Linked DNA regions of Homo sapiens: region 1 is linked to region 2. The links are chromatin loops, found by intact Hi-C in ENCODE. Cell type or tissue: A673. All regions are shown on one strand. Links, peaks and the distances in the headings refer to the core of each region. The heading gives the core; the rest is flanking DNA.

Region 1 (17,016 bases), core at 6,792-9,291, 200 kb after region 2:
TTGTTTGTCAAACAGCACAAGCCCTCACGCTGCATCTGGACTCTGTTACAAAGTCACGCGGGGGACAGGAACCCCAGGAGAAGGGCGCTCATTTTGGCCGATGAACAAGCAAATAAACCCAAACATCAAGGAAGCAGCTTTGAGCAAATAAACTACTCTGTGCTAGACTGAACACACATAACATTATCCAGGAATATAACCCAACAGCAGAAGAGCTACTTTATTGTGGCTTCTTTGCAGTTAGAGAAGTCAGTGTCAAATGTAATTGCAGAAGCCCATAATTGAAATTTTTAAAATGTGAATTTATTCTACCGATACCATATGAAGTCACCAAAGGTTTCCTGTATGATGAAAAATCCCAGCATTTAAGGATATTTGAACGCAATAACAGGATTACAAATTAGTCCAGAAAAAAAAAAAAAAAGAGATTCATGAAGATTTGGTGCTGACATTTTTATTTTTAGGTTTTAAATTTTTTTCTGCTCCATCAATTATTTCATATGTGTAGTTTTGTGATTGCTTGAGAGATAAATGGTTGACGGCTGTTATTACACTGCCCCAGTTCTGACATTTCCACCCCGACTGCCTGGCTTCAATGATCTTTTGGGTATGACATTTTAGCTTTGGCCTTGGTCCCCATCAGCCTCTGAGGCAGAATCCAGGCAATGATCTTTCCGGGACCTGACTAAATGCCTAGTTAACTACAAGGTTACTCACACTGGAGCAGGTCACAAGGAAACATTCAGGCCCCCAGATGTCTTTCTTCTTGTCTCAAACAAAGCAGATGTCTTAGATTTTGCAAGGCTGTGTGTAATCTACTTTGGCTTTGCAATTAAGAAACTATATATTTACCATGTCTTTGGACATTTTGTACTTGTTGTTTCAAGGGGAATATGTCTTTTAAGTGCATATAAGTCAAATATTTGAAACTTTGCAAGTAACAATGCTCCTTCATATGGATTTAGGATAAAATGTGGGAGGGAAAACTGTTTTTTAATATACTAATCAGTATATTCATATCATAACTATCTCAAGATTATTATGCATTGCATTTTTAATAAAAGGTAACTCCGTTAATGGTACTGAAACCATTACTGAGTATTTCTATTTTGATATCTACTTTCAAGTCTTACAAGCAGATGAATTCACACTAGGCTGAGAACTGGCAGACAAATTAATATGCCAGAGCTTTGTTCTTAATGAATTTCAATGTTTCTGTTTCAACATATAAAAACATTTTCACATGATCTTAAGAGGAAGATATTAAATTTCCTGGAAATAAAAAATAAACAATAAATAGATGAGTACTTTAATTGACATTAAGAATATCTGAATAAAACTCAATAGTTTCATAGGCTTTATGTATACACACGCACACACACACACGCTCACACACACACACGAAACAAAGGTAAATATGAGTATCAAATTTTAAAAGCTGTTCCATCAATTCAAGTAATTTGGCACATATCTTCACAGAATCTATCCAAAACCCACTCGGAAGTTTTTCTAAGTATGTTTTTTTCATGTCATTCTTTATTGGTCCCAAACATCACTGCCTAGCTGGTAAGTAACCACTATCTCTAAAGCATTATAAATATTCATTTTTAGACAATAAAGTCTTTTAAAATCCTCTCAAAAAATTTCAGGCTATTGCAAATGGATAAATCACTGCACACCTAAGTCCGTATTTGCATGGCTAAATTATATATTGTAACTATGGAGTCTTTTACTTCTATTATACCAAGGCGCACACTGGTATGTTTCCATGAATCTTTCCTTTAGCGGCTGCAGCATTATCATAATAAAGTCAAATATCCCATATTCTACGATAGGTGCTCCATTTTCACCTGAAAGGGACTCAGGCAAAAAAAGCAAAATGTACCAGCCCCAGAGTCTGAATTCCTTTGATATTGGCTGCTTATATCATCTTCTTTGTAGTAACTGAATTGCTCTTTTTCTGTGCATTAATTTTAGCAGATTTTTTCTTATTTGTATAAAGGCAAAATTTAAAGCACTTTTGAAATAAACAAAATATATTATGTTACCATCTCATTTTAGCTTTGTTTCTCTTTTTTTCTGTAAAAGTGCACAGAAGTACTATGAAGCTTTTTCAAGACTATAAGTTATGGGATAAAGTTTTAATAAAGAGAAGTGATGCCACCCTGATGTGTCAGCCACACTGGCTACAGTCATTCTTCTTTAAACTTAAAACACTGCCTAAAATGCAAGCTTATTAGAAGTTAAGACTTCAGCCAGATTTTGTGAATTCATGTTTATTTATGAGATTTGCTTTTTGGGGTGGGGTTATCTTTAATTTGATGTAATCACTAAAAACATCAACTGGGGGTTTTGGTTGTCTCCATAAATGTCTAACATCACAATAGGCTGTTGGCAGAAACAAGATCTCCACCTAAAGAAAACTTCATTTGTATAAAATTTAAGTGTCTAAAATACAAAATAATCCACAGAACATAGTTGTTCTTTAATATACTATATCTAAATTTTTGTTAAATTAATGGTAGGAAAGCTTTTTATTCTTTTGTTTTTGTATGTATTACCTTTTTTTGTTTGTTTGTTTGTTTTTTGGTTTTGTTTTTACAAAAAGTAAATGCATGAAGAGGAATTTTGTGTTTCGCATGACTGCAAACCTGATTTTTACTTCTGGTGCTCTAAGAAATCAAAGGCTATTTAGAGTAACATAAAGAATAAAAATGTAATCAGTGGAATAAAGTATTTCTGTGAAGTCTGACAAAGTAGAAATTTGAATTGCAGCCCCAAATATTTAAATAAGCTATTACAAAAGGAGTGCTAGAAACCATTATATTGTGTGATTTCTTTTGAATAATGGAAATGCTCTCTATCAGGTATTTTTGTTTAAATGGAATAAATGTTTGAGAGAGATGGTATTCAGTCATTGTAACCTTCCATGCCACAAGTATTAGAACTGTTATAACTTCATCTTTTGAAAAGGGGACATACACTAAAAAGAAATTCACAGAGTTATGAAAAGAAGTGCAATTTAAGCCTATCCTCCATCTCCATCATTTGCAGATAGATCATTTCTCCAAAAGGACACTGATGAAGACTTTCAAGCATCCTTTCCCTGAGAATTCTCCTGTCAAAGCTAAACAACATTATAGCACTCTTTGGATAATACATCTCCTCCAATTCCAAATGCCATGGTTTGACAGTGCTCTCAGAAGTTCTTAAAGAAATTAAAGATAGACTTCCTATAAATAGATTGCCAATGCCTTTATATTAATTGAATTTGCCATCTCCCAAAGATTCTTTGGTGTGGCTAGCTGAAAGGTAATACAATTTGACCATTATCCACTTAAAGCAATTGAAATAAAATCTGTGTTGCATAGAATTAAAATCATATTTGGTGGCAATATTCATCAATAAGGATCATACCTAATCATACTGGAATGCTCTGAATTTCCCATGTGTAAATAACATTTCCAACTAGAGGCTGGAGGCTGGAGAAGACATTTTGGGTATTTCTCTGTTGTAGTCTGTATTACCATGGTAGCAGAAGGAGCACCAGACGGAGAGTTAGAGGACTGGGTAGAAGTCCTGGCATGACCACCATGTGTGTCCAGATGAATCCTGTCCTGTCTATGGACCTGAGTCGCTATTGATCTAAAATGTGACCAGATGATCTAGAAACCTCTCTCCTCCTCTGCAATGGTATGCCTCATCTGAGTAAACACGAACAGGAAGACAATGTGAGATGTTGCTGAGAGAATGTTATTACACCTTGGGTCTTCAGAAATCGGGTTTTTCCCAAAGTTACTGTGTCTCAGCCAGAGCCCCGCAGCATTTTGCTATCATATAAAAGACTAAATATGGAAAATGCTTGTCTGCTAAAGTGAATAGGAAAATGCAAAAATTTTTAAGTCATTTAAATATTTAACCAGAGCATAACAATTTATAATTTATAATTTATTATATTTTAAATAACTTTCAGAAAGAAATTCTGCACAGTTGCTCAGATTGCTTGAGAGTGAAGATTGCCCTCAAGAAAACAAAGCACAACAAAAAAAGTCTTTTGTTGTTGTTATTATTGCTGCTATCCTAGCATTTTAGGTCTAAAATAAATTCTCCTCCAATTAATATTGACAGGCCTCCTTTCTGAAGATCATAGTTCTGATACAAATAACTTTTCCATGGGTGTTTTTTATTTGGCTCTGTGGTGGTAAAATGCTAGCTACTGTTTACAGAGAATTTATGTGAACATTCCTGGGATATGAATTATCAGAGAGAAGCAGTGAATGCATTATATGAGAGAAGTATTAAATTCCTCTTCTCACTTGCTAAAGAAATACCTGATTTCTGGTAACTTATTCTCTATTCTCTATACCTGAGAAACCCGAGTGTGAGAATGAAAACAGCCCCCCGACCCTGTTCACGAAAGGATCACTGTGGCCACAATGTCAGTGCACAGTCTTGACTTCACCCCCATCCCCCGGTCTGTTCCACTTTTCCTTTTTCGTTCTCCAGTTATTGCCATGAACCAGAAACTTCCCACAGCATCTCACGGTGTTTTCTTGAAAATAACAATGCTATTAGAACACAACAAATACATAAACAAATCAATGACAGCAAAATGACAGAGTTTTGAATCATCGTGTCTAGGTGGCAGAAAAATTTCTCCTCATCCTCAAAAATATATAAAACTATTGGAAGTTTGCAGGAAATTTTTTCAATTATGTTCTTTAAAACTCTTCTCTTCAAGTAAAATTCTCTCTTAACAATGAAATTTATGAGAGATACTCACACATTTAGAGTAGACGAATGTGAAACTGGTAGGTCTTCATCATAGTTTGTCTTTACATCTGTGCATGTTTACATCTCATACCTAAATACCGATTTAAATTTTTTAACAAACATAACACTTAAATTCCATTTATTATTTCTTGTAAATCTCAATATATAAACCAAATATAAGATGCACCCAGTTTATCTCTCATTTCTCTAATTACATATGCAATGGTGCCTATTTACCAGGCAGTGCCTGCTTGATCCGAACTTTCCAGTGGATTTTAGATGACTCTGTCAGTTACACAACCAGGTTAGTTCAAAGACAGCGAAAAGCACTTGCATCCAAATGAAATCTATATTTGGTAATTCTTAAAATATCATTTTTCCATGGCTTTGTAGGGCATATTGCTTACTCAGATAATGTGCATGCCTTTCCAGTGAGGCAGTTTTTTGAAATGTGATCTTGGGTCACTTTATGTTAAACTTACTTACTCCACACATAGGATGAGTAATGCCAGATAAAGTACTGTCATTAAAAGCATTTTTATTAAGGGGCTAGTAGAGAAAACCTTTAAGCAATGTTATCAAGCTCTTTGTTGAACCAGGTGGGACATCTATATGAATAGGATCTCTTCAGACCTAGACCTCAGCCACAGCACACCTGGCCTATGTTTGGAAAAGAAAGTCTCTCTTGTTTGGCTACATAGTCGGTTACAAAGAGCCAAGACAACTTTAATTTATCCGTTAAGAATGGAGGCCCATATTTAAGAGTCATCAGCAATAAAGGAAAATACACTGGATCATTTCAAGTGCATGCTAATCATTTAATGTAATAAATGGAGCAACTCTAATTATCTCCTGAGGAAATGATTTCACACTAAAACAATGGGAATGAAGAGGTTACTTCAGGAGCATAATACCCAGCTGAAAGTTACTCATGTGAATCTGGAGATTTCTCTTGCATTTCAGGGGGGAGGGACTTTTTCCCCCACAGCCCTAATTCAGTTGCCTCCTTAACGGGGTTAAAGATATTTAGCACTGACCCTGCCGTGTGCTTGTTTTGTAACCCCAAGCAAAGCTCTCACCAAGCTCAAGATCGGTGTCCTTCCTGACTGCTTTGAAAGCTGCTCCCTAATAAGAGGGTATCTGACTTCAATGCAGCAAAACAAATAAATTAGTCTAGAGATCACTGTAACCTCCTCACTTCCTATTCCTTGCCTCCCCCAAAATGATCAATCTGCCACCTACGCTAGCCATTGCAAAAGAATTTCCAGTGAAATGCTTGAAATAATTTTTTAAATGTTTCAATCTGTCGTGACCAATATTTTTAAAAATTTTAAGTGTAGTTTTTTAAAGCTATTTTTGTTTACTTGTTGGCATCACAAAATTAAGGTTAAGAAATATAATGGAGGATTTGGGGAAGAATAAAATGTTTTAATGATTTGGTTGCTTCTCTTGCAAAAGACAGATTTCACCATAAGCTTAAAATGGTTTGCTAAATTCTATATTTCTGTTGCCTCATTGTTCTGTTTCTTTTGATGAAACACATAAAATGAACACTGTCTGTTTAGGCATTTTAAAAAACATATTCACATTAAATAGAATAACTACAGTGGATGGGTACACAACCCTGAAAACTAGGTAGCAGAATGATTTTGACTTTTTCAAATCCTTCAAGTAAATCCAAATCTAAACAAACAGACAGACAATATAGACTTGATTTTTGAACAGTTCTTCCCCCAATTTCTCATTGCTCTGGTTTTGGGAATAAGGAACACATTAGAAAAACCTTTCTCTTCAGAAATAACAAAGAATCAGGAAATTGTGTCTGTTTAACTTCTACATATAAGCTAAGACATTCTAAGTACATATTTTTCATTATGAAAATAATAAATGTAAATAAATTCATAACTCTGTTTCTGTTTTGGTCATATTCAAAGGTATGTTGAATAAGGAATCAAATCCTCTTTAGATTGAAATTGATAAACACATTAGAGAACATGAAAAAATTACATAAAATAGAAAACAACCCAATGCAAGACTGATTAATTCTCCAATTAGTGTAAAAACCATAAGCGGAAATCACAATTTTGAGGGAGAAGATTTGCATTTATTTAAAGCCCACATCCATATTTTATAAAAGGGAATGCTTTGACTTTCTTTTTACCTTAGTATCCCTGCTGTCTGTGTACATGAAAACAGCCAATATCAGACATGAAGTTAATTGGAATCAACTGCGCCCATCTTTACAGGAACACACCGGAATGTGTACCATTCAGGCTCAGCTTACCATAATATTCTCTACGGAATAGTTGACCACAGGATTCTCATTCACAAACAGCCAGGTTAAACAGTTAAATGCTAGCAAATCCTGCATAGCCCTGTGGGAAATTTCACTTTAATCCCGAACTTATAAGAGGACAATCAAAGCCCAAAGCCTGGGTAACAAATCTGATCCTCTGTTGCAATCTGTGTCCTCATGGGAAGGAGAGAGGTGCTCTCCGTACAAGCCCTAGATGGATAAATACCTAAATGATGAGATAGATGGGGAATGCAGAAGAGGCGTCTGGCCTTAGCCATTCGCTTCCAATTCCATATTACACTGTGAGAGGCAATTCTTGTGCAGCTCAGGAGCAGCCAGTCCTGATTACTAGAAGTTGAAGTGTGGCTTAAGGAATGATTAATGACAGTGTCGGGAGGAAAACAAAGCACAATGAGAGTTATCTCTAATCCACCTGCTTGCAGATGCTATAGTAAGGGAATGAAAATGGCCCCGGTGAGCCCTGATGATAAAAAAATCAAACGAGAAAGGTGCAAAGCTGTAGATATGTATTAATCTGATATATAAAAACTAGGTCTTACTTGAATAAAGCATTAGGCATGAATGGAGCCCCATAGGTGATAGATACTAGGCCATAGTGGACTTCACATTGTCTGTATTTTTTAAATCAAACAGAACTGTTCCCTTCAGTATTGCCTTTGACATTAATAGGTTGGTATTTGAAAAGTCACAGTTCACTAGATGAGCAGGCTTGTGAGTGCAAGCTCATTAAACAAACCCCCTTTTCTTGTTGTTCTTAAAAAATACGATGACACCATACCACCACCTTGTGGTTTTGCTGTGCACGTACACACTACCCCCGGAGACGTCTAAAATTCAATCACATTTTCCAAACGTAGAAATCCAGGTGGAATGTAATTATAAGATCGATGGTGTACTTTATAAGCAAGTATGTTTATGAGTGGCTTTCACCTAAGACAACACAATGCCAATAAGATCATTGAAGTTTCATAATGTATTTTTGGATGCAATATGAGGTCTCAGCCTGGTCATTCCAATTATCTATTTTAATTTCAGGCCACCAATGCAACGAGATCAGAAGACATCAAATATCCATCTATGTGAAGAGAATGAACAAAAGTGTTTCACACACCTGTTCCCTGGCAAGTAGTCACTGACTTCCAATATCCAACAAAGCTAAGTAACAACACTTTGAGCTTTTCATAATTTTTCTATGTGTGGAAAAGATTGTGAAGCAGTGAAATGTGTATGTGCTTTCTTCTAAAACAAAGAACATTTTACTCATGTCTCCACATCTATAGACAGAACTCTAAGCACTTTTAAGAGCTAAATTTTTATGTTTGGGCATTTTGTTGATTTGTTGACTCGCTACGCATTTGCCTTTTGATATGATCTTGATTCGATGGAAGCAATAGCATTCCATAATTTCACCTGGTTAGCAATCATTCCTGCTAGGAGGTAGTGATGGACAATGATGCAGGCAGCCTCAGGATATTCACTTATTCCCAGGTTTGGGAAAGCTGCTTCTGCTTTTGTCCACAGTGCTAAGTGCCTATTGCATTCTCTCCCCTTTAATCTAGCTAGCAACAAGTTAGATGTTAATTCATATTTCATGCAAGATTTTTAATACTGAAAGTCTAATGAAGATTTAGCGTTCCGTTTTTAACAAGGCTGATGTTACTGTTGAAAGAAAGCACATACATTATTTTAATTAATATCAATTCATAAGTGCTCTTGATTTATATATTAAACAAAGAGAGAAAGTGTCTTGTCATACATGACAATTGATTCTGTATTCACCCATCATTTACTCAGAGCCCATTTCCCCCCTTCTTGCGTGGGAAATGCATGATGGAAGCTGCCATGTAGAATTGTGTGTCTCTCACATGCTGTTAATGCTGTGCTGTGATCACCTCACCCCTTATTTCCTTATGACGAGCTTCAAGTCAGTTCCAGCCAACTGTGCTAGTCTCCACCTGACATCTTCTCCTATCAAATAAGCAGCCTCTATTGTTTTAAGCTTAATGCCTTTGTGTATGGCACAGCCTTCCAATAATCGCAGAGGGCCTGACAACTCATGTGTTATAAAGGCATAATGTTAGGCCAAAGGAGGTAATTAATAATAGCAGTTTAATGCAGCTGGGAGCAAGAATTGCCTTACAAACCAAAACATCTTCAGCCATTTAGCCAAGTACAGAATTAGCAAGATGGCAAGGACCTGAATGGAGAAACAAATGCCCTGCCTTATGTGTTATGACACAGTAGGCAGTTAAGAAAATTCCAGAATTTTAGAAGATGCTCTGATCACACCAGACCATTATTAAATTGAATATTAGCTATTAATTAAGTTCTGGGGAATTTTCTTCTTTCTCCATTTCATTCTTTCAGTGGCAGCAAATTGTCTTCTTTTGAAGTCAATGCCATGATTTCCTCATGTGAAACCTCTACACCAAAGGAGGCAGTGTTCTGGTCCTGCTTCCCTACCTCTCTCCTCACGCCCACCCCCACATACATACACGCTGTCAAGTAACTTATGTCAATTTCCAACAACAGCAAAAAAGTAGACACTAGAGCACTTCACATTCTGTGCTTTAAATAAAAAATTTTTTCTCTGAGATTTGTTGCTACATTCCTACCCCAGAAAGACCCTAGAGATACAGGCAGAGCCCAGAAAGATCCTGTGAGTGGGCCAGTGGGAAGGGGAGGAGCTGCAGTACTTATGTAGAATGTTTTTAAGCCAAAGAAAGGATTTTATTTCTTCTTAATTGTTAGGCTGTGTACAAGTTAGTAATTATTTTGTCGTCCTCCAGTACCATGACAAACACACACACACATACACAACACACACACAGGCACACTTAATGCTTCATGCTGGAATCACTCCAACCAATAATGCTGACTGGCCACTATTTGTGGGGAGAAAACATTCCAAAGCCCCAAGTCAAGATATTAATCCCACCCTATTTTTAAGAGAAAAATAAATCATTTGCCAAGAGCAAGACAATTGAGACCATGAGAGAGGACCTGACCTGGAAAGCCAGCCAGATTCCTCTCCAGTCTAACCCAGTCTCTTCATTCCATCGGTTTAAATCTAAAGGTATATTTGTCTTTCAGACTGTCTTTCTGGACTATATGGAGGCTCCATCCCCAGCAGTGGATGTGGCTTCCTCCTCCAACCTCCTGAGAAGTAGAAATGGCATGAGTGTTTTATGCACACTTTAATACTCTGCAGGGTCAGCTCGGACTTGGAAAGATGCTTCGGAAATCAACATGCGAAGGAACACTCCACGCCAATAGGAATGAGAGTTACATTTATGCTCTATAAAATAAGGCATCTCCCAATTTATTTACCCTGGCATGATTATTTATCTGGCATTATATTGCAGCGGTAATCCAGGGAGTTGCTTTGTAGTTACTCTGTTACTGCTCTTGTTTTGCAGTAACTCTGTAAATAACTTGTGTCACCCCTTCTATGTCCCAGTTCCAGATGGAAGATAAGACGTTATTTCTGCTTCAGTGCAAAATCTTAACAGCTGATGTAAGGAGGTGTTCAGATTCCTATCTAAATTACATGCCAGATATTCTGCATTAGCATTGTTAGGCGGGTTATTTATCTACAACCTGAATATATTTCCAGGATATCAAATGATGACTTACAAGCTATCTCCTGTGATGTGATGTGCAAGCGTAGAGCAATGTAAGAAAAATTTTAAAACCCCTCCATGGATGATCTTAGCTTAGAAAAACTGATTCAACATTGTTCTATTTACCTTAATTAACACAAATCTTAGCCATATTTGTTTATAACACTGTGTTAGTGACTAAATAAAACCATTATGAAGCTGCCTACAAGGCCACTGGGTATGCAAGGAAAACTACACAGTCATTACTACCCAGTAGAGGGCAAACACATTGTATTTTATTGCTAATTTGGACCAAATCCCTGTAATTTGGTGTTTAAAGATTGTGCATGGGTTATGAGCATACAGTTGTTGAATAAATGTACCATGGTATGTTTTTAACATCTGTGGAGATTTTGATGGAATAATAGTCTCCTTTCTGTATAGCTTAATGTAATATATTATGTATTTGGAAATTTGAGCAAGGTACACTATTTGGAAAAGAAATCACAAAAGAAGATTTGCTTGTGCTGTCTAGAACTCCCTTACATTGCTAGACTCTAGAAAGGAAGAGCAGGATTAAAACAAAACAAAACAAAAAACCTACATTCAGGTGAAGAAATGTTTTTTTCCACGTGATCTTTGGTTTCCCTTTGTTAGGAATAAAGCTCTTCATCTCTCCCCCACTCCGAGGTTGCTTTTCCTCCAAGTGGAAGGTAGTTTGGGCCAATATGTTGTGTTATTCCATTAGTTTATGTTTTAAGACTAAGAAGAGATACTTCTGTGTTATAAATTATTTATAGCACAAGAACAAAGGGAGGCTGTCAGGGCTGCTGCTACTTTGAGAAAATAAAAAAGAAATGATGAATTTATGGAGAATCCAATTTAATAAAGAGGGAGGAGATGCAACTGCTAATTATTAACATCCATCTGCAGACAGAGACCTGAGAGTAAAGAATTAGATGGATACATTTACATCTGTCTGTCACCAAAAGAAATCTCACTAATGGTTTTCCACACTGTCACCAAACGCTCCCCATCCAGCTTCGAGAACCTTAGAGACACGTGAAGATATTTTAATCAACAGCAGGGCATGGAAGACATGCAAAGAACTTTAGAAATGGGCACTGAAAAACACCACCACTTCCTCCTGCACTCTCTGCCATTCTGAAAACACCAAATAATAAAATGTGGTGTGGACTTTATCTTTGTATCTAACTGATGTGGGGAGCAGTGAGCTTTGAAAACTTTTCTATTGAAGCAGCTGCAAGGCACATCTCTGCTGACATCAGGCACAGTGTAGAGACAGAGGTATGAATGAATGAAGAATGTCCAGCAAAAAAGAGAAGAAATGGTTTATCGTGGGAGAATTTTTTTGTTGTTGTTATTTTATTTTGATGCTGAACCTACCTCTTGTCTTCTGGACGTTGCTTTCATGAACAGGAGGGAACAGAAAATGGAATGCTTTGAAAACTCATGATCCTGGGCTGCTGCCTTCTTTTCTTAAAAGGAGCAGAAGAGAAGGATAAATATATTAAGAATTCGTCAAAGAAAAAGAAATGTTCCATGGCTGTGTGAAGCTTGCTGATGGGGGGGGAGGGCGCAGGGGGAAGCAGCCCTTCTCTCTTGAACATTAGTTTAAGTCTATAGACCCCTGAAAGGGGTCACAATTTCAACTTTGCCCTTGTCATCTTATTTTCAGTAGCAAGGTCATCTATACTTGGGAGGTTTCAAATCACCTTTGAAAAATTTAGGGCACTATTTTTATCTGTCACCCTTCTACACACAAGCCTTGGGCTGGTTCCCATATCGCTATTCATAGATTTGGCAGTTTTTTAGCCTGAATTTTTGATGTGTTGTCCATCATGTGATTTTTCCCAGTTGGTCTGAATTAGCCAGACAGGGTATGGGAAGAGAGGTTTTTCCAATTCTCTGACTTTATCACATATTTTAAAATCAGGCAGAAGGAAAGAGTGGTGTGACTCTTTTCAAAATTTTGGAGATGCCACTTTATTTATAGTTTTCCGCGCTATCGACAAAGTAAGACTTTCTGACAAGATCACACAGCTATTAGTTCAAACCAGATTATTTTTCCTTAAACATTCTTGTATATTTTGTTGAAATTTTCCCAGTTAATAAAACTGCCTTGCAAATTTTTATGAATTTATTTTAAAAGTTCAGGAAACATGGATTTACAAAACTGGGAATAACTATCCAGTCCTAAGATTTCATAAATGTTTCATTCATTTAATGTTTAGTGCAGGAAGTAATGACTACCCACAGGAAGCAATGACTAATGTCAGAGACAAAGACTAAATCAATAAGTAAATAAATAAATAAACCACAACCTTTGCTCTTTCTGGTTGGATACTACCCCAAAAAACATGGGACAGGTAGAAAAATGGATAAATATTTCACAATTATCTACAGGTTGATTTTGATCAAGTTATTTTCAAACATTTTATAATAATTTATGAAATGGAAATTTTAAAAAGTGTTTTCCCTCATTTTCATTTATCATTAAAGTCATTGGCTCTTATTGGGGAAATTAAATGCTGGAAATATGGCTGCAAATCTCTATAGAGTTCCATACAATGGAAAGCTGACCATGAATTTAATGGGGTCACATATGGTGAATTGGAATAGATGGGCCTGTTTTTAATAGCAATTTTGTTAGAAAGGTACAGAGAGGTCAGCCAATAAATCAATCTAAAATAAACTTTTGAGAATTGTTCATTTCTCATTTTTTTCCCAAATACTTTTCATTTATTATCTGGAATGTATAAGATGTACAGAAATTCCAGAAAAAGCTTTTCTAACATGGTTTACCAGATGTCAGGGTTACACTGGGAACCCTAGGGACTAGAGGATCAGGAAATACTCTAGAGCGGATGGACCAGTGTGGAGACTCATGGCTAGAGAAGTGACACAAGACGGGGACCTATTAGTGTCTGGAGTATGACCCTTGCCTTCCAAAGGAACACACTCCCTGGTCTCTAAACCTGTAAAACTTCTACAGAGGAGAGGGAAATAATTGAGATTTGGGGGAGTTGTGAAAGAAAGGAAAGGAACAAAAGTAGATTAACAGAGAGCACTGAAAAGAAGGAACGATTATTCTGTGGGGTCTGTGCCCAGAAACATAGCAATTGAATCCAGCATCCCTTTATCTAGACAGCAGATGTCCGGAGGCCTATCTCAGGGGCTCATTTTCACTTACACGTATCGCTTCTCGGCCTTTTGGCTAAAATCAATTGCACTTACATGTGAAATTCAGTTACTGAAGTTCTGATAAGTATGCCTCCCTGGGCTTAGAGAGAAGAAAGAAACCCTGGTCGGAAAGAAAGGATGTGACCGGAAAAGCAGAAATCCTGCCTCCACCACAAATTAGCTGGCGGATTGAGCAAACTACTTCCCATGAGTTTGGGCCTCTGTTTCTTCACCATCTATGTAAAGAACCTTGGTAACAGGCTTCTTGTAAGAAAGCTGATTACTGGGGGCTGAATTTAGGTGATGAAAGAAGCTGGAAAAAATTACCTCCTTTAGCTCTAGAAATTATATGTTCCTAGAATGTAAGCTAAGGGTATTCTAATCTTATTCTCTCTCTCACCCATACATACACGCAAACACCTGAAGAATAACCTACATAGACTTCCTTTTGGTATAAATCATACCATATATTACAGGAAGGTGAGCTTTCAACTTTTTTTAAATTTTCTCTTATCTAGATATATAAGTTTTACAAACTAAAAATAAAACCACAACCAAAGATTTACAAAGAACAAATTCTCCTCTGTTTTCTCCATCTGTTTTCAAGAGATCCAACCAAGCACACTTTTCTCAACAACTGAACTGTAGGCCTACAGAAGGCAGCAAATTCTCAGTATGTCACACAGCACAATAAATGTTTGATGAAGGCACTTCAAGTCCTGAAGATGGGACTCATGGAAAGAGGAATGCACACTCTTGTAAGAAATAACTCCAAATTTATGAGATTTGATATTAAGATAATAAGATAGATCTGTTAATCCTTTTATGCAAAACATTACTGAAAAAATTACTACGATTTCATCTTTATACTTACAGATTCTCCTCAACTTACGATGAGGCTATACCCCAATAAACCCATTGTACGTTGAAAATGTCAAGTCAAAAATGTATTCAATACACTTAATCTACCAAACATCATAGCTTAGCCCTGTCTACCTTAAACGTGCTCAGAACACTTACATTAGCTGGTAGCGGGTGAATCATTTGGCACAAGGCCTACTCTATAATAAAACGTTGAATATCTTATGTAATTTATTGAATACTGTGCTGAAAGTGAAAAACGGAATGGTTGTATTGTTACTTGAAGTATGGTTTCTACTGAACACGCATCACTTTTGCACCATCGTAGTCAAACAATCACAAGTTGAACCATCCTAAGTTGAGGATGCCTGTACTTCTCTCTCATACCGCACACCAAACTTATCTGCTCCATACCTCCAGCACCCATTTCTTCACCTGTACTCTTCCTTGCCTCTACCAGTAGTGTTCCTTACTGATTCTCATTTTCCCCACACCCAGGTTCTATTCACTCCTCAAGACTTGGCTCCCACATAGGGCGGTTCTATGTCTCTAGTTTCTCCCAAGACAGTTCTAGTGTACACTTAATGGCTCCATATAAATATTAACAACTGTACCTTTTGCTTTCTGGTTTAGGGAGCAAATTACAGAGTTACTGTGCTAGTTATCAACTTACTGCTTCTCACTTCCTAATACATAATATTTCTTTGCTCAGCATTGTCACGGGAGAGCTGGATCTTGTAAACTTTCTCCTTGCCAAATGACACAAAGCTAGGCTTTGCGTAGAGGACGCTGGAAGGACAAGACCAGGGGGCTTTTCTTCCTGGTTCTGTTTTTTTGTTTGTTTTTGTTTTTTTTCTTGCCCAGACCATGCAGTGGCCAGCTAGTGGTTTCCTGGCCAGTGATGCGTAGAACCCAGAAGGACACATCCTCCAACAAGTTCCATGGACACTCATGCATGTGGCATCTCCAAGAGTTTTCATAGCATGCCAAGGCAGTTTCTTGCTCACCCGCACCTCAGCAAACTTCACCATCAAGTGAAAAAAAGGAGAGTTTACAAACCCAGTTTCTGCCTTTTCCAAAAGAAGTATAAGACTGAGGCACTAGGCAGACACCTAACTGCCCCTATTCTGGGAAAATTTGTATGGGAGCTGACAAAGGTAAAGAAAAAACTTCAAGATACCATGTTATAATGAGACAATGTTAACAAAATAACACCCCCTTGGAATAAGGAAATGTAATGTGACTTTTTTGTTTAATGAGTATTCCTGCATAATACAAAAACCTAGAATCCAAAATCAAAACTATCTGGTGAACCCAGTGGGAAGAAGTTCTCTAGAGTGTGGAATTACGAACATATATATGTTTGTATAGCTACCTAAATTTACGAGTTTTTAAACCATTGTAATTTTCCTTAAGGTAGGACTAGTACTTTAACTTGATTATTTGCCCCTAGTATGTGATAAGAAAATATTGGTTGGAGAAGAGACATGCAAAATAGCACAGAAATCTTAGTAAGATGGGAATCTTTTTAACCTCAAACTATTTTTGTGAAGTCAAATACTAATTGATAAAGGATAAGAAGTGAAAATTCCAATCGTCCTCTGAAGAGAGATGTGATCCCAACAAAATATTTCAGCTAAGTCTAAATTGCATTACTTTTTCATCGAATAGTCCACTTTTCCTCTTTGTGCCCTGATCCCTTGACCTCGTGGACATCATGCTTGACCACATAACTTGCTTGAGACATCGATAGGTAAGCAGTAATATGGGTCACTTCCAAGACAAATCTTTCAGAGCCAGGGTGTGGTTGGCCATTTCTCCTTTCACTGTTCCACGAAATTCACCCCGTATCCACAAGGAATATGCCTCAGCCTGGGTCCCACAGCAACCACATGGAGCAGTCAACCCATGATGGACATACAAAAAAATAAACATTTGCAGTTGGAAGCCATGGAAAAGTTTAGGTTGTTACCATAGCATAACCTGATTTATTCTAACTAATTTCAGACAGCAATTAATAATTGGAAATGAGGTAAAAAGGAAAAGGAAGACTCCAAGAAATAGGTTAGCAGCCTGAATGATAGGGAGAATACAGGAGCCTATGGACATTGTAGTATTTTACTAAGAACATCTCCACAACATAACACACATCCAGGCATCCTGTTCTGAGTGACTTTACTCTGGCTTCTAAATTGCCGTTTTTATTACAGATGTGGGAGCCTCTCCACACCTCCACCATTCTAATGAAGGTACAAAATA
Region 2 (17,016 bases), core at 6,481-8,980:
GGACATGTTGGTAGTGTTATTCTTAGGTTGTTGTGTGATTACTATGGGATAAACAAATGAGAATTATGCTGGTGTTATTGAAAGCACGGATCTTTCAAGTGAAAGAAAGAAACACTATTGTAACACATAATAAGGTTAAGTAGTCTTGAACTGTAGTCTTGAATTTTGATTGGAACTGTCAATACAAAGTCACGATTTGTTTTTCTTTGAAAAATATTTCCCAACTCAACCATCCACAATGTCTCAAAACAATGTACATCCCAGCTGAAATTAGTGTCTTTGGTCTTCAGAATACGGGTTCTAAACTAGACATCTTACTATGAAGAAACAGGGATCCGTGCATAAATTGCTGATTGCAGGTCTGGGATTGGAATGCGAAATGTTTGAGATGGTCCTTAATGAATCGATAAGCTAACTGGAGCAACTCTAAAAATCTGGTCACTGGGCCAGTAGAGCTCTAACATCAACTGGGCAGTTGTAAGGAATGTAAGTTCTCTGTCTTACCTCAGACCTGCTGAATCAGAAGATTTGGGGTAGAGCCCAGCAGTTTGGGGTTTAATAAGTCTTCCAAGTGATGTTGATGAACACTGAAGTTTGAAAACCATTGCTCTAGGGCAATGATTATCAATGGCTCTTAACATCAAAAACATGAGAAGCAACCAATTATACTTTTTCTGACAAAAGTACATACTGCCAACCTATGAAGTAATCTTGCCTCCCACCAAAACCAAAGTTGAACCTGGGTCAGATTAAGCTCTAGTTCTTACAATCAAGTTATAGAAAATAGAGATAAACATGTTATGCAATCAAGAAAATCCAGACAGAGGGAAATTCTATAGGTTAAATAATCCAGGGTTTTCCAACAAAGAAATTCTAAGGAAAAATTATACATGGAAAAAGAACCTATAGAATAGGAAAGGCCAATTATAATAATATGTGGACCTTAGCTGATCCAAATTCAGATAAATAAACTGGAAAAACAACATTTATAATATAATTAGATAATTTTGAGCACTGAGTATTCAATAATATTAAGGGCCTTTAATCATTGATTTTTTTGGAAGATGGTGATACTGTACCTATATTTTGGAGATACACATGTAATTATATGCTGTCCACAAAAAAATTCAAAATAAATCTGGGGAGGAGACGGCGAAGTGGATAAGATAAATAAAATTGGCCTTGAGCTGATGGAATTAATGATTACTGAAACTGAGTAATGGTTATGTAGAAGCTGAGAAGCCTATTACAATATTCTTTCCATTTTTAGGTATTTGAATTTTTCAGTAATAAAAGGTTTCACATCAAGCATCATCTCTTCCAAAAAAAAAGGTTCCTTAGCACCACTCCGAACTCGATTTAGATAGCCTTTGTCAGTGTTTCTGTACTGCTCTGTGTGTAACTCTACCTTGTCTATGATCAGTTCCTTGAGAATATTGGGTTTTACAACCTTTTATAATCCAGTGGCTATTGTAGTCCCTGTACACAGCATCTTTTTCAGTTCAGGGTCCTCAAGGGAAACAGAAGTAATACCCAAACAGGGTAACTGAAGAGGGTTCAATAAAATAATTACTCAAGGTTAAGAGAAAAAACTAGAGATGAGGCATATGGGACTGGCAACAGCAGAAAGCCCTTACCTCATCTTGCCCAATGGGAAGGGAATGGGAGACTTACCTGAAACCTAGTGGGAACTGTGGCTTTAGGAAAGGGCTCCTGAGAGGAGCGGTAGCCTTTGTTAGAGGAACAGACCTGGAGCCCTATGGGGGGTGATTGCAGGGAAATACGTACTTCAAAGTCACTCCAATATTCTGCTGGTAGCTTTCATTGATTGAATCCACGTAGAGGCCAGCAAGCCCGTTAATGCAGTCAACAGGAAGAACACGAGGGTGGAAAGTGGATCTTGATGGTGAAAAAATTCAGCACATTAATCAATAATAATTTTTGAATAAAAGAATGATGCCTACAAGCAAATAAATCCAAAGACAAAACAATATAATGGTCCAGAAAAGTAATCAATATTGATGTCAGAGGTAGACGCAATGCCACAGAGACAAGAGGCTTCCTTAGAGATTCAGGGGGTTTCCAAATCACGACTTAAACTGTTTGGTGTGTGTGTGCACACACAGCTGTGCGGGTGCGCATGCAGAGGGGTGGGTGTGTGTGTGTAAGGAGGCACATTTGATGACACCATTCTCATGGAATCTCTTGCTCTTGCTCTTAATCCATCGGGCAAAGATTTTGAGAAAATCTTAGTTTATTTGCAGCAGATTTTAAAATAACCACAGATATTTCTATTGATCATTTAAAAGAATGATCTTTGTCTTTTCTATCAGTTTTTTTATCTCTAATAAAAAAATTATTTGAATACATACTGTATTACCTCCAGTGGTATTTTTTAAGCAGCATGCTAATATCAGAATAGCAGTGTAAATATACCTGCAATTGTCAGTTAACCTCATGCTATTATTTTTAGACTGCCTGCGGCAGTGTATCAGTACTGTCAGAAGGAAAAAATAATACAGAATAAGGCATTTTCACATTCTTTTCCACAAGCCAAGACACAAAATGGGCTCATTATCAACATGTGGTTGCCTACATTTCAATATTAATATATCTTTAGCTCTCCAATAACTGCTGTGGAGTTGTCTAATTCAGCAAATGTAAACATGTGTTCCCCCAGGAATGATACGCTGCCAGGCAAATGAGATATTTTTTCCCCTCAAATCCTTCCTTGAAATAAACTAATCAAGTCTAAAGATTCCAGGGCACTATTCTAGAGAAAAATGTTTTTTTTTTTTGAAGATCACAGTGTTGCTAGTGTTTCTACCCAGGGAGTTCAACCTGATGACCTTGCTACATACATGAGGCCTAAAATTATTCATGTCAAGAAGGAATTTTTTTTCTTGTACCAGATTCTCACAGGACCTTTAGCTGATAATAGCTACTAATGTCCATGGAAAAAAATTAAAAATTATATGATTCTGGAGTATGTACATCTTCATACTTTCCATGATATCCGCAACCATATCTTAAAGCATTTACCTGGTAGCAGGGACATAAATTCAAACTTTGTCACCAGGGACCAGTTTCTTGGAAGGCAATTTTTCCATGGGGGGAGGCAGGAATAGTTTGGGGATGAAACTGTTTCATCTTAAATCAGCAGGCTTTAGATTCTCATAAGGAATGCTCAACCTAGATCCCTTGCATGTGCAGTTCACAACAGGGTTTGTGCTGATCTGACAGGAGGTGGAGGCCAGGCAGTAATCCTTGCTCTCCCACCGCTCACCTCCTGCTGTGCAGCCGGGTTCCTAACAGGCCACAGACTGGCACCAGTCTGCAGCCTGGGAATTGGGAAACCCTGGACTAGAGTGCTGGTTTTGCAAATCCAAATCTTGAAGCAGTATCCCAACTAAATATCCCAAGAGATGATAATAAACATTTACTATTCTTCATGTACAAAGACGGTTTAGTTTTCTACCAGTTAGATGGCAGCCTCCATTTTTTTTAGTAAAGGTAATCAGTTCACATCATATACACGGATACCTTGTTCTCCATGAAAATAGGAGTTTTCTGTTCAGCTATAATAGCTACCAGCATGCACAGGAACCAAACCTATGACTTCTGCCGTAAGGGCCACAAAGTTACATCCAGCTGAGTCCCCTAATGCATCTGAGTCTTTTGCAGTCAAGTATAGTGGTATACTTAGAAGAATATGTGATCTGCAGCCAGAAGACTTGTGGTTTGGGTTCTGTCTCTGCCACTTACAAGCTATGTGAATGTGGGCAAGCCATTAAACATATTTGAATTGTAGTTTTCTTATTGATAAATTATAACTATTTATAATTATTGCTGTCCTACAGAGCTGTTGTGAGGATCAAATAACAGTAAATGTGAAAGAAGTTTATAAATTGCTGAGTGCAATATAAGGTAAGTTTTCTGGCCTTTGATATAATTGTTTTATCTGATCAATCCACATTATTTGAGATCTGTCAACATGGGATTTCCAATTATCTAGTTCTGTTTCCTCCATCTTTTCCATTTATCCTCTCTTTCCAGTTTTACTATTCTCCATCCTAATTTAAAATATTAATTCCCAATAAAAATCTCAAATCTATCATTGATGGGCATTTGGCTTGGTTCCAATTCTTTGCTATTGTGAATAATGCCGCAATAAACATATGTGTGCATGTGTGGGGGTGGGGGGAGTGGAGAGGGGGGAGGGATAGCATTAGGAGATATACCTAATGTAAATGACGAGTTAATGGGTGCAGTATATCATCATGGCACATGTATACATATGTGACAAACCTGCACGTTGTGCACATGTACCCTAGAACTTAAAGTAGAAAAAAAAATCTCAAATCTAAGTAAATGCTATAGCAAAATATTTTAACAAAGTTTGCTCTCTCTTTTTACCCTTAAAATTTATTTCTAGCACAGCTTCAGGGATTAAAGCCAGAGACCACAAATGTAAAGCCAGGCCAAGAGTCAGCCTCAGGATTAAGGACCCCAAGAGGCTGGGGAGGTCAAAAATCACCCTGAAGACCCCATCTGTGGAGATAGGGTGTGTCTCACAGAGAGGTACACCCACAGTGTTTATGAGGGTTAGGAAACTCCAACACCTTATGCAAGGAGATGCCAGCAGGAGGAAAGGAAAGTCATCATAGATGTTTTAGTCCACCAGCAGATTGTCTGGCCAATAGGAGTTTGTAAAGATTTGAGAATGGCTAAATGCCATATCAGGAAAAGCATTTGACTGATAGTAAGAACTAGTTTCACTTACTGTTTCTACTAGTTATGGAACCGGTTTGAGCAAGTTTTGTTTTGTCTTTCTGGGCTTCAGATTCTTCAACTATAAAAAGTCCAGATCGCTTCTAAATTTCCATCAAGCTCTAAAATAGCACATTAGTCATAAGTAATTCATTTCTATTTTCACTATGCAAAATAAGATCAATCTGACAAAAATAAAATAAAATAAAAACAGCCGTCACCACTAAAATTTGTGTTTGATATGATTTTGAAGTCTTCCCATTCACTTGGGAAAATTCAAGGTTCTATTTAAGAAGGTTCCATAAAAAGTCAAATTAATATCCTTTGTACCTACTTCTTTAAGATGACTGCTTAACAGGAATTCTGATAAATGACAGGAGCTTCTGCCTGTAGCAACCAATCAAAATGTATTATTAGCGTAACATTCCCATGTAACGACATGCCAATAATTATCTCTTAAATGGAAATGTGGAATTCTTAACTTTCACATGTACAGAACATTACAATCATTGGGACCTAAAAAAATTGTAATTAGAAATTTCAACTATGTCACATTCTAGATTTCTTGTTGGTTTTGTAAAACTGGCCCCAGAAGAGGAAAGCGCAAGGTCACTATAAGTGTCCCTCACTTAGCATAAAACCCAGGACTTAAACTTTCTCATCTGGATGGGAACCCTCTCTTCTCTCTTAATACCTCTTTTTATCTTTCCTATCCTCTTTACTGCACCCACAAAATAATATTGTCAGAGCTTTCATATTTATAAGCTATTGAAGAGATAATAGCAGATAAGAACTTTTTTTTTTTTACTTCACTTTGTATTTGTTGTTGTTTTGATTCAGGAAAACATTGAATTGTGTTAGTGTAAAGGGGAGAAGAATAAATCTAGCCTGATGAAGAGTGGGAAGATATTAAGCAAATGATTTGTCATGCAGTAGGGGAGTCAATAAATATTTTATGTTGATAAAATCAGAAGCAAGTGAGCTAATATATAAGAATGCATTTATTAAAACATAAGATACTATATAAACACTCTTATTGTCATCAGTACTTTAAGCAGAGCAAAAATGGAAAAGAGACAGAAAGAGATTCTTGCCAAATGCCAGTGCTACCCCCACCAAAAATGTGTTCAAGGCTGGAAGTTGGTTATTTAAGTTTCCTGTCTTCATAGGATGCTATAACTCTTGCTTTCTTTCGAGTTTCTTCATCTTCCCTTACTCCACCCACATTATAACGATGCCCAGAAAAGGCCGGTCTCAGTTGCATACTCAGTTCAATGTCTGAATCCATGGATCATGGACAGCCCCTTACGATTCACAGAAAGAAGTTCATATTTAATTAAAGATGAATGAAGTCATTTAAAGACATCCTCTTTCAGCAGTTGAAAATAAATGATGTTTTTAGATCAGCATCTCAGGAGCTCTGTCAGAAAGCACAGATTTTAGAATCTTTAGTTCCAGTTCCTAGTGTTCTCTGAGGCTACAGTGGCAATCTTAGGCCCATCAGTCTTTCTCTGACCCTTGGCTTTAGGCTGTTAAGCCTTGGCCATCTGTCTTCTAAATACGCATGTTTGGTCTCCAAGGACCAACACCCAAGGTGAGAGGACATGGGTGGTCAGGGAAAATGTAAAGTCGCAGTTGGGATAAAGATAGAGAAAAATCATAAGGCATTTCCTCCATGTGGAGCATAAGCAGTATCACCTTCTAATGTGCAGGACAATTTATCTCTTTCCCAAGGTAAGAGAACAGTACCACTGTGCTAGTGTTTTATCCATTGCCACCCAGCCTACTATTTTTGGTATTATTATTATTAAAATAAATAATGAAAATGTTGTTGGATGTTGGTCCCACAAAACTCAGCCTTTAAGAATGTTTCTGCTCTACAAGTAGGCTTCCTATCATAACTGCAAACAAAGGATTAAAGGGGCGTGCAGGGCCCCAGAAAGCTCTTCCTAACTGTCATGGCCCATCCTTAAATGTTAAGAGCTGCTGAATCTCTGTCTGCAGAACTTGATGCTTCAAAAACATAAATATATTGTTCTTAAAGCCCAGATAGAACACAGGCCTGATGTCATGAATACTGATGACTTTCCCCAGTTGAGGGACTATTGGGGTTGGCGAGGAGCGGGTAGGACAAAGGAAAGGAAACATCTCAGAGTCATCACAACAACAGACTCTTGCATCTCAGAGGAGTTCCAACCCTCTGAGTTCACTGTTAGGCTCTGAATAGAATTACCTACATGTCAGTCCATCAAGGTAGTTTAAAATACCTGTGCTCCTAAAGCCAAGGTGTCATTACAGATTTAGCACTACCAGCAGTGTTCTCTTTGTCACACAATGAAGCAATATGGTTAATTAACGCTCACTGGGGAGCCTGGGATAATGACGCCTCTCTCTTCCTAGAGCCAATTACCCCAAATATTCAGATTACCTACCTACTACTTCACTGAAAGAAGTGTCTGGGTGTTTTTTGTTTTTTTTTTTCAAGGCATTATGTATCATGTAACGTCACATTATGTGATGTTGTATCACAGCCTGACAGCTTACAATGAGAGATATGCTGAATATATTGGGTAGTTAATACCTGTCTGAATTAACAAGACAACCAACTTTCCAAAGAAAGAAATATCTGGGGTACCTCCTGGGATATCTGGAGGGAGAACCATGTCTGATTCACTCAATCAACCACTGTGTGTCACTGTTGCTTCTTGTAAAGGCACACGAAAGGGTATTTGTCTGCAGAGATGGCACACGTATCTACACATAAACGATCAATGGTTTTGTACAGAATCCTTAATGGATGCCCATTCATAGAGATTCTATGCCAATTCTGTTTAAATGATCTCACTCATCTAGGAATTAATTATCAAGAGTCAGAGTAACATACAGGAAAGGGTATGGGATTGAGCAAACCAGTTGAGAACCTGGTATGTGACCTGTACTTATTCATCTGTTCATTCAAAAAATATTCAGTGCAAGCCTGTTCTCTATAGGGATTCTGTTACTAGCAGATAGAATATACTCCAGCTCCATTCTTTTCATTGTGCCTCAAATAAGCCAGACATAATCCTGCCTCAGGGCCTTTGCACAAGCTGATACCACTATCTAGAATGCTCTTCTCCAAGATATCTTTATGATGAATTCTCTTGCCATCTTTAACATTTTCCCAAATATCAGCTTCTCAATGAGGTCTATCCTGGCCAACTTATTTAAAATCCCATCCCCTCTTTTGTTTCAGTACTCCTTGTTCTTTTTTACTCCATAGGAAAAAACATACTTAGATTAACTTGTCAGAGAAACTGTCTTTGAGGAGGTGACATGGAATGTCAATGATGAGACATCAATGTCAAATGATGACAGATAGATAGCCCTGAAAGGAATGGAAGAAAAGATGGCTTACTTTCCTCTTTTGTAACAGGGATAAATGTCATCTATCTGGTAAGAAGAGGATTAAATGAGATAATATATGCAAAGGCCATAGAATGTACTTTCTCAATATTCTAGTTATGTCATTTCCTCACTTAAAACCTTCAGTGACTTCCCATTTTCTTCTAAACAAAATTCATACTCTTAGATCAATAACTCCATTGCTCAGTCCTAGTTTCTTTCAGGCCTCTTTCATCACTAAACTCCATCAACTTCCACCAACACATACACACACACACACACACACACACACACACACACTCTCTCTCTCTCTCTCTCTCTCTGTCTTTCGTGGAACTATATAACTTCTTATAAAACCCAAATGCCAACATCTTGTTTTGATGCTCTCTCCATTGGCCCTACCTAGAATAAACAGTCTGCCCTGAGCAAACTTTCCCTTCATGCTCAATCACTCCTGTGTGTCCCATGTATCCTCTGCTTTCCTCTGCTATATTACTTATTGTACAATACTAAGATTGGTACTTTTAGTTTCCTTCCCTGTAACCACACTGTCAGATTACTGAGGGTAGAGCTATATCTGATTTATTTTTCTATCCCTAGCTCTTGATGCAGAGCCTAGGATATAGTAAACTCACAATGCAAACATTTGAATGACTGGCTGAATCCATTCAACAGATCAGCACTACATCAGTGATGGGCACATAGCTTGTTCATAATAAATGCTGACACTCTCCCATCACTCCCAACTAACTCATTTAATTATATATGTGAATAATTAATCTTTTAGTTTACATAGGTTATATAAAGTTATAATTATCTGAAACTAGATATTAATAAAATATTGTGTTTGACAATGCAACAAATATGCTTTCAGATCTATTATAAGCAGAAAATTCCTATTTTTCTTTGGGTGAAGGGTAAGCATAAAGTTATAGATGAGAAATGTTAAGATCCATGCCTTCAATGAGCATACAATCTACTAAGGAAGACAAAGATATATGAACAGTTAACCAGCCATGGTTTAGACCAAAATTAATTGTCATAATACTAGCACATATGAAAGAAAACAGTTGACAGGGTTGTATAAAAAAAGGGAAAATAGGAAAAAGAAAACGATGGGCCTTTAAGGAAATGCTGTGCAGATGAGGCTGCAGTATCAGATGCATTCAAGGGTCCAGGGTCTGGACACATGGAGGCATAGAATAGAAAAGGTAGATGAGGTCTAGGTGGAGGAATAGCAGATGAGAGAACGCACTGGGATGTTTGTTCCAGTGTCTCAATGATACTTGCAGGGACATCAAATTTAATATCAGTATACTGATGGAATTTAAGAACTTGTGGCAACATGTCAAGAATAGTTGAAGTTGAGGTTGGAGAAGTGGTAAGCGGCAGGGATCCTGAAGGCAGGAAGGCAAGTTACTAGGCTATTATAAAAGAATGAAAAAAGGTGGGGAGGAAATAAACTAGAGCACCACTGGGATGAATTGAAAAGAGTCAACATTGTGAAGACAGACCAATGAATGTATCTGATAAGTGACTGATGACATCAATCATGATTCCAGGAATTCAAACAGAAGTTCAAGGGGAATGGTGAGCCCATTGTCCTAGAATAAGAAATGCATACAGAATAATTTAGGTGGCAGAGGGGAGGGGCAAGTTCACTAATGATTCATTATTCAGTCTTAGACATCATTAGCTGAGGTGTCAGGTGTGCAGGGGACACTCTGAGGTCAGATAGAGCAGGCTGTGAGTTATGAACTGGCTCAAGATTCAATCAGTAAAAAGTATATTTTTGCTAATATAAATAAAGTTACAAGAAACATTTACATTAAAATAGTTTATTTTTTCTTTTACTCTCTTTTGAACTATTTCCTTAGGGCAAGTTTCCACAACTGTATCACAGTCCTTTACAAGGGCCTCTTCCAATCCTCTAATCCTTTCACTTGAAGCCAGTACTACCTCAGTGCTTCCTTAGAAACCTTGATACTTTTTTTTGCTTTCAGCCCTGTTCCAACATCCCAATACACCACATTGTTTATGACAGTCCCCAATGATTTACAGCAATCACTTTAATAATTTTATAATATGCTCTCCAGACAAGATCTCAGTTGTTTAGCCAGTACTTTGAGAATAGTTTCTAAGGTACTGTTATAATCTTGTTTCCAAAACCTCATTAACGTAAGCTGACTTTTTCCCAGGGTAGTGAGAGTAAAACATAATGAAACACTTGATTTTTTGGACTAAGTCCATAGCATTACTATGCTATTAACATATAAAGATATGAATCACTAAAAATCAAGTTTAGATGTGTGATTTGCAAGTTCACATATTTCTGTTGACAACATAATATAAGTGTAGAAACCATAAATGGTATTTTTGATTTTCATAAACCTTGGTATATCCAACAAACATATCTCTATGTCTTCCTTTAGTTATTGTAAATGCAGTCTCTCACATTCTAAGCATGTAATCAGTAAGCATAGAAAGTAATTCCCGCTTTCATTGGCTACAATGAATATCTGGGACAGACATATCCATCCTGAGTGTTGACTCTGATGAAGGTTTCAATTTTAAACATGGATTCAATAAAACCTCAAGTAAATTGTGACAAATGCCTTGCCTCAGTGTGTTAAGTTAATTTTTAGTTTAACAAATTATACTCTACATCCTTTGGGGTTTTTTTCTTCGTTCATCAGAGTTGTGCTTCACTTACTATTTTTTTATGTCTGATAAAATTTGTTTTTGTAAAGCTGTGATCTCACTTCTTTGAAAAAGACTAAATGGGAAATTATATTTTTCCAAGAGTAAATAAAGGCTTCACTTTAATTCAAAATTACAAGTCCAGAGCATTTGAGAGATTTTACAAACTGGCACAGCATGTTCTGTTGGCCTTATAGGAATAAGATGATCCAGGGAGGATACACAGCCCATAGATCAACATCAGCATCTCTCGGCCACAGAAAGAAATACGTAAGATCATCCTGCTCCACTCCCAGAAAACTTTTTAGGCCTAGATTTCCATCTCTAGTCTTGTCTTTCCTACAAATGTGAGTTATCTGAGTGCTCACTCACCATGTAATAGCCACCTTGCCCAATATGGAGAATATAAAGATAACACACAGGCCATTTCATTGAGGTGTTAGTAGAGCACTTTGCCCTGTCCACCTTTTCTGCCTAGCCAGCTGCTTCTCTTTCTTCAATACCCAGATCAAATGTCACATCCTCTGTGTAGCCTTACCTAATGCCTCCCCTTTGTCCCCAAGAGAACTAGCATCTTCCTCTTAACTCCTCCATGACTCCATTCATACCTGCATTAACTTATCCTGATGCGTTTTGACATATCTGCTTATGTTTATCTGGTTATATTAACAAAACTCATTTAAGCACAGGGACTTACTTAAGATTTACTAGAGCTAAGAAATACTCAAGAAATGGGTGTTGAAGATAGGAAGAGAGGCAACATGCCCTACAACACAACAATGAAAATCTTAGACTATACAGCCACATGGATTCAAATTCCATCTATATAACTTACTAGCTTTGTGATCTTGATTTAAATCTGGATGAGTTATTGAACCTCTGTGCCTCAATTTTCTCATCCAGAAAATGAAGAATATGGTAATACTGATCTCTTAGAGTTATTGCTTGGCAACTTTAAAGACCCAGCTCTAGAGAATGAAAATAGGGGGAGAAGTCTTGGTTGTATTGTTCCTTTCTATCCACTGCAATTAATCATTAAGAGAATCTACTCTCTAAACATAGAGGAAAAATAAGCTCAATGTGCAGTTTTTCTCAAATTTTGGTGAAGTATAAGTATGCCTTTGACACTATATTCATAACTCTGTTACTTCTACCAAAGGGACAAATTGCACTGAAATCTTATCTTAAATGACTTTTCTCTGACTATAACATTCAACTTGCAAATTGTATCTATCTATCTATATATATATGGAAAATAAGAAGAAAACAAAGTTCACCCATAATTCTTCTACCCAATGGTTCTTCAAAAGCTATTGTTAAAATAGTTTTAAATATTGTGGTTTGAAATAGTTTAAAAAATTGTAAACAATTGTTAATATGGTTAAAATTTTGTAACTTTTCTTCTGTTTATACTTTGGCTCATAATTCAATTTTACTGGATAGATTTTCATATAACATTGCTTAATAGAAATTTCCCGTTATTAAATATTCCCTGAAAACATAATTATCTATTTATATTTATTTAATTTTCTCCCACTATTAGATATTTAGGCAACAACATTTTGACAATCATCTTTGCTATAAGTTGTACATACGTATTTTTTACATGTTACATAACATACTTTATAGCATTTTCATAACTTAACTTCACTATGATCCTAAGAAATAGGTCAAATGTTACAATCTTTATTTTGTAGAAGAAACAAAGGATCAGTGTTAAGCAAGTTTCTTAGCAAATCACTGGTGAAGTAAAGACCATGAGTTAAGGCATCTGACTCAGTTTATTGCTCTTTCCATCAAATCACTTCATATGTAAAATTGAAGTAATAAACCTAACATCAGTATAAAATGACCATTGGTTGCATGTGTTTGTGAGCATTGATGATTTTGTGCTAATTCACTCGAACATTCTTTCATGATTCCCTTTGTATTAAGTGACAAAAATATGTGATACTGCCCCCTTAAGGAACCGGAGCCTCCACCTTGTGCTCAAATCAGCACTGGGCTGTTAGCCACTGGACTAATTAGCTCATTTCTGCACAAGGAGGTTATGTACACAGCAGCACTAAAAGCTCTACTGAGGCCTGCAAAAGGGGAATCTTCTAGTGGACAGAAATTTGAGTGGCATACCAGCTTTTTCAGTTTACCTGGAAGGAGATATGACTAGAGGTGGGGATGGATATTGATTTTTGGTCAGTAGCTAACAGATGATCAAGGACTAGAAGGAACAGACTGGAGCACTGATGATACCATAATGCCAAGATTTTGCCCCCTACTGTATCCCATGTGCTAACAATGCTTAGCATAGCACATACTCTCGAAAACATTTGTTGATAGAAAGAATGAATAAGACCTACTATTGGCTAGCACAATGAGATGACTATAGTCAAAACTAATTAATTGTACATTTTAAAATAACTGAAAGAGTATAATTGGATTGTTTGTAACACAAAAGATAAATGCTTGAGGTGATGGATACCTCCATTGATCCTGATGTGATTATTACACATTACATGCCCAAATCAAAATATCTCATGCAACCCACAAATATACACTTCTACTTTGTACCCACAAAAATAAAAATAAAAAAAATTATTGAATGAAAGAATAAAGGAATCTCAGAAAAAGATAGGATATGCTTCTTAGCATTGCCCCAGAATTGAGAATATTTGTATGTTTTATGAATTGTCATCCAGGGACATCCACTGCAGAGGAGCAGATACTCTTTGGTAAGCATTTTATCAAAATTTTTTCCCAATCAGCTTTGTCCCATAACTGCTTGAGGGCTTGTTCAAAGTATCCATGAACTGCTGGCTACAGTAGCAGGGCTTGATGTACATACACACGCAACCATAATGATTTACCTTCCCCAAAGCTGTCCTGGAAATGAATAGACACCTTGTCTTCCAACAGCAGAAATCAATCCTAAGCCTCCAACATGACACCAGTCCCTGCTAATTAATAACATTGGATCTATACCCCAAAGAAAGGCTAGAAGTTATTCCTTACTGGAAGAGAACAAAAATAATTTTTCTGCCCTGCCTGATCTGCATATACAAGTTCAGCATCCATGGTCTTATTTTACGTACTATTTTTTATGCCTATATCCTTTCATTATAACAAAAAGTCATTATACAGAACATACAGAAAGACAGTAAGGCAGTGGATCGACACTTACGGGATTCATTGGTCTTTTTACATACCCCATCATCTGGAAGCAGCTGTACTTAAAGAATTGTGTAATTGGCCTCCTGAAGACTTAATTGTGGTACCAGCTGGAGAATGACTACTTGCAAACTTGGCACTGGCCTATGTGATGTCTATATGATATGGAATATGCTCTAAACCTGTGACTACATATGATGTCATTTTTCCCATACTCAGAATGCGTGAATTTGGGAACCAACTGGTAGAAGTAGGTGTGTGGTTCCTCACACTATTCTATCTAATGAATCACTTGCAAGAGTTTTGCTTTTCATCACTACAACTTTGGGCTCTTATGATTTAGAGGTATTCATTACTAAAGGAAGAATGCTTCTATCATGGGAAGGATATAAATATGAACTGGATGTTGAGACTGTCATTCTCATTTCCTCTTCTCACTGAAACAACAGGCAAAAAAAAATAGGTTACTATATTGACTGAAGAGTTTTATCTTAATCAACAAGAGGAAATAAGATAGACAATGGGACAAGCTTGTGTCTATACGCAAGGGATTATTTAGGGATACCCCAACACTTTTATGCCTAATAGTAAAATTGATTAGAAGCCTGAAGCATACTGGAAGGATGACCAAGAATCCCCTCAAGCATGAAGCAGTGAGTGACTCTTTATTCATTCAAGAAACTAACTAGCTGAAGTACTAGTTGAGAGAAGATTGACTATTTAAAGCATAGCAGAGGAAGGAAGTTCTAGCTATCAATTACGGTTCAGTAACTGGTTGCAGTAATAGACTTCATTAGTTAACTTTTCTTCCTCTCTCTCTTTTTTTTATATTTATGAATATTAACCTATTTAAAATTTCCCTTTCCACACTTATTTTTTATATTGCATGTACAATAAATTTCTCATTTAGTCCTTAGTTTATAGAATACCAAGGTAAGCATCTGATTGAACCAAAAAAGAAATAAACATTGCTGAGATGGACTCACAATTAATGGCACATGGGTCTCTCTTTAGGGGAGAAGTTAAGCACTTATTCACTTGTACAATGGATATATTGCATTAATGTGGGACTGTGTTGTTTCTTTTTTTATTGTTTGGTAATATTTATGTACACTAAGTAAAAAAAGAGTATGATTCTGCTTTATATTATGCATTCACACTCAGCATTCATTCCAACATCCTTTCATCATACCTCCCTCTACTTTAGAGGCTGGGAAGCTAAAAATGACTTTTCCAAGACTCCCTTGCAGCTAGAGTGTTGAATGTGTAATTAAGTTCTATTAATGATATACACTTGCAAAAGATTTGGAAGGTAAATGTTAAAAAGGATAGCTTTGCTGCTATTTTCGCTGCTGCTCCTATGAAGCAAGGAGCAACAAAGGACCAGTAGGTTATGAAGATGCTGTGTCTACAGAAGCATTCGTATGTCTGGCCTTTTATGAGTTTGAGACACACTTGTGGCAGCAGCAATATCCTGATCACTGGACCACACCTACAGCAGTGGGTTCCTGAACTCGGGTTCCTGTGATTGCCTCTTGATAACACATATTTATGATTACAGGAGAGGAAGCAGTTCTCTCGACATGGCATTTCAACAGTCTTATTCTGAAAGTTACTCCTGGACACCCAACATAGAGTCTTCTTCTGTAGTACCTCTAAAAATTGTGTAGTTACTAATTCCCCATATTAAAATCGTTTCTTGCTTAAACTAGCCAGAGCAGGTTTGGTTGTTGTAGCTGAATGTTAATAGAACACAAATTAAATTAGCAGAAGAAAAATCTGCACCTTATGTGAATCAGTATTTACTTTGAAAAATAATACACACATGATCTTTGGGGTTATCTTTTATCAAACCTGATTCCCAATCCTAGTCTATTATTTTTTGGCAGTGGCACCATCATTATTCTAGTCAACCAACTTAACATCCTGGCAACACCCTTGACTCTTTTCTTTATCCCATCCAAGTCAGTCAACATATTCTACTAAATCTTCCTTTGAAAACATCTGTTGTCATTACCTGTCTATTCTAAATCCTCTTCACTTATTATTTCTTTTATCTGTTCTGACTCCAGTATTCCTACACAAGTAAAATAAAGGAAAAATCTGATGGAAACTTCTGGTTAAAGGTAGAAAAAACTTAGTATTAATATTTGCCACCAATTGCTTTCCAAACCTCATGAAAATTAAAGAGATTTTTAAAGACATAAACCATAAGAACAAAGATACTGGATTAAAACTCAATAGCCAGTGAGCTGAGATCGCGCCACTGCACTCCAGCCTGGGCGACAGAGCGAGACCCCGTCTCAAAAAAAAAAAAAAAAAAAAAAAACTCAATAGCAACAAAATGTGGAGAGCTAGAAAGAAAATAATAGAATGGTAAATGACATAGAAGACATAAAAAAGCTGAGTTTTTGGCCAGGAATACCGAAGCCTGAGAACAACCTACTTAACATTGCAGAACTCTTGAAACATTCAGAATTCCACAACACAAGGTTCCTCTGGAAGTGGCTTGAAGGCAGGGCCAGAAATGGCAAGATTGATTAGAAATTTGGTAATAGAACTTTAAAACTATCATTAATATCTTTAGATAGATTTAAAAAATGTTGCACCTACGCAAGAATAAAAGGATGTAATCTATAAGGGAAGTTTAAGAATAAATAATGGTTTTTGGAAATTAATAAGCAAGAGAGCATGAATTAAAAAAAAAACAGCGGAAGGATCAAATTCCAAATAAAACAAAATAATAAGGTGGGCAGATCCCCACCATCACTCTGTGCAGTTGCGCCACTGCCCTTCCTAATTCTGGAAGAAGAATAAAGCTGTAGTTTTTTGGAGACAACAAGCTGATGATCATTGACTGGGAATTGTAAGCATTCTGCACTACAACTGGGGAGATTAAGACAGTGCGTTTCAGGATACCTGAAGCTTGAGTGCCCTGCCTTTGTTGGATCTGAGAATGCGGTCATCCAGATTTTCACGCAGGAAGCATTAAACTGA

What was found. Hi-C counts contacts between places; a loop is a spot of excess contacts. Peaks named below come from ENCODE experiments on the same cell type or tissue, not always from the same donor. Only the 100,000 strongest peaks of a DNase experiment are listed, where the experiment ranks them.
Region 1: a loop joins it to region 2, with 8 times the contacts of the local background. A loop is called at or near these places in 14 of 110 quality-filtered maps.

What each region holds. Positions count from the first base shown.
Region 1 is chr15:37,872,873-37,889,888 of GRCh38, forward strand. No RefSeq gene overlaps it. Among named protein-coding and RNA genes, the nearest start is that of TMCO5A, 53 kb to the right of the region's middle. In A673, for the core only: a CTCF peak has its summit at 7,891 (motif pointing left); a DNase peak (open chromatin) is centred at 7,839; H3K27ac peaks cover 561 bases.
Region 2 is chr15:37,675,040-37,692,055 of GRCh38, forward strand. It overlaps LOC105370773 (a long non-coding RNA gene), which reads left to right. Exons shown (of 3, transcript XR_932116.3): 2 at 3,861-3,927; 3 at 4,436-4,498. Among named protein-coding and RNA genes, the nearest start is that of TMCO5A, 250 kb to the right of the region's middle. RefSeq lists a silencer at 6,769-7,063. In A673, for the core only: a CTCF peak has its summit at 7,457; no DNase peak of the experiment used is centred there.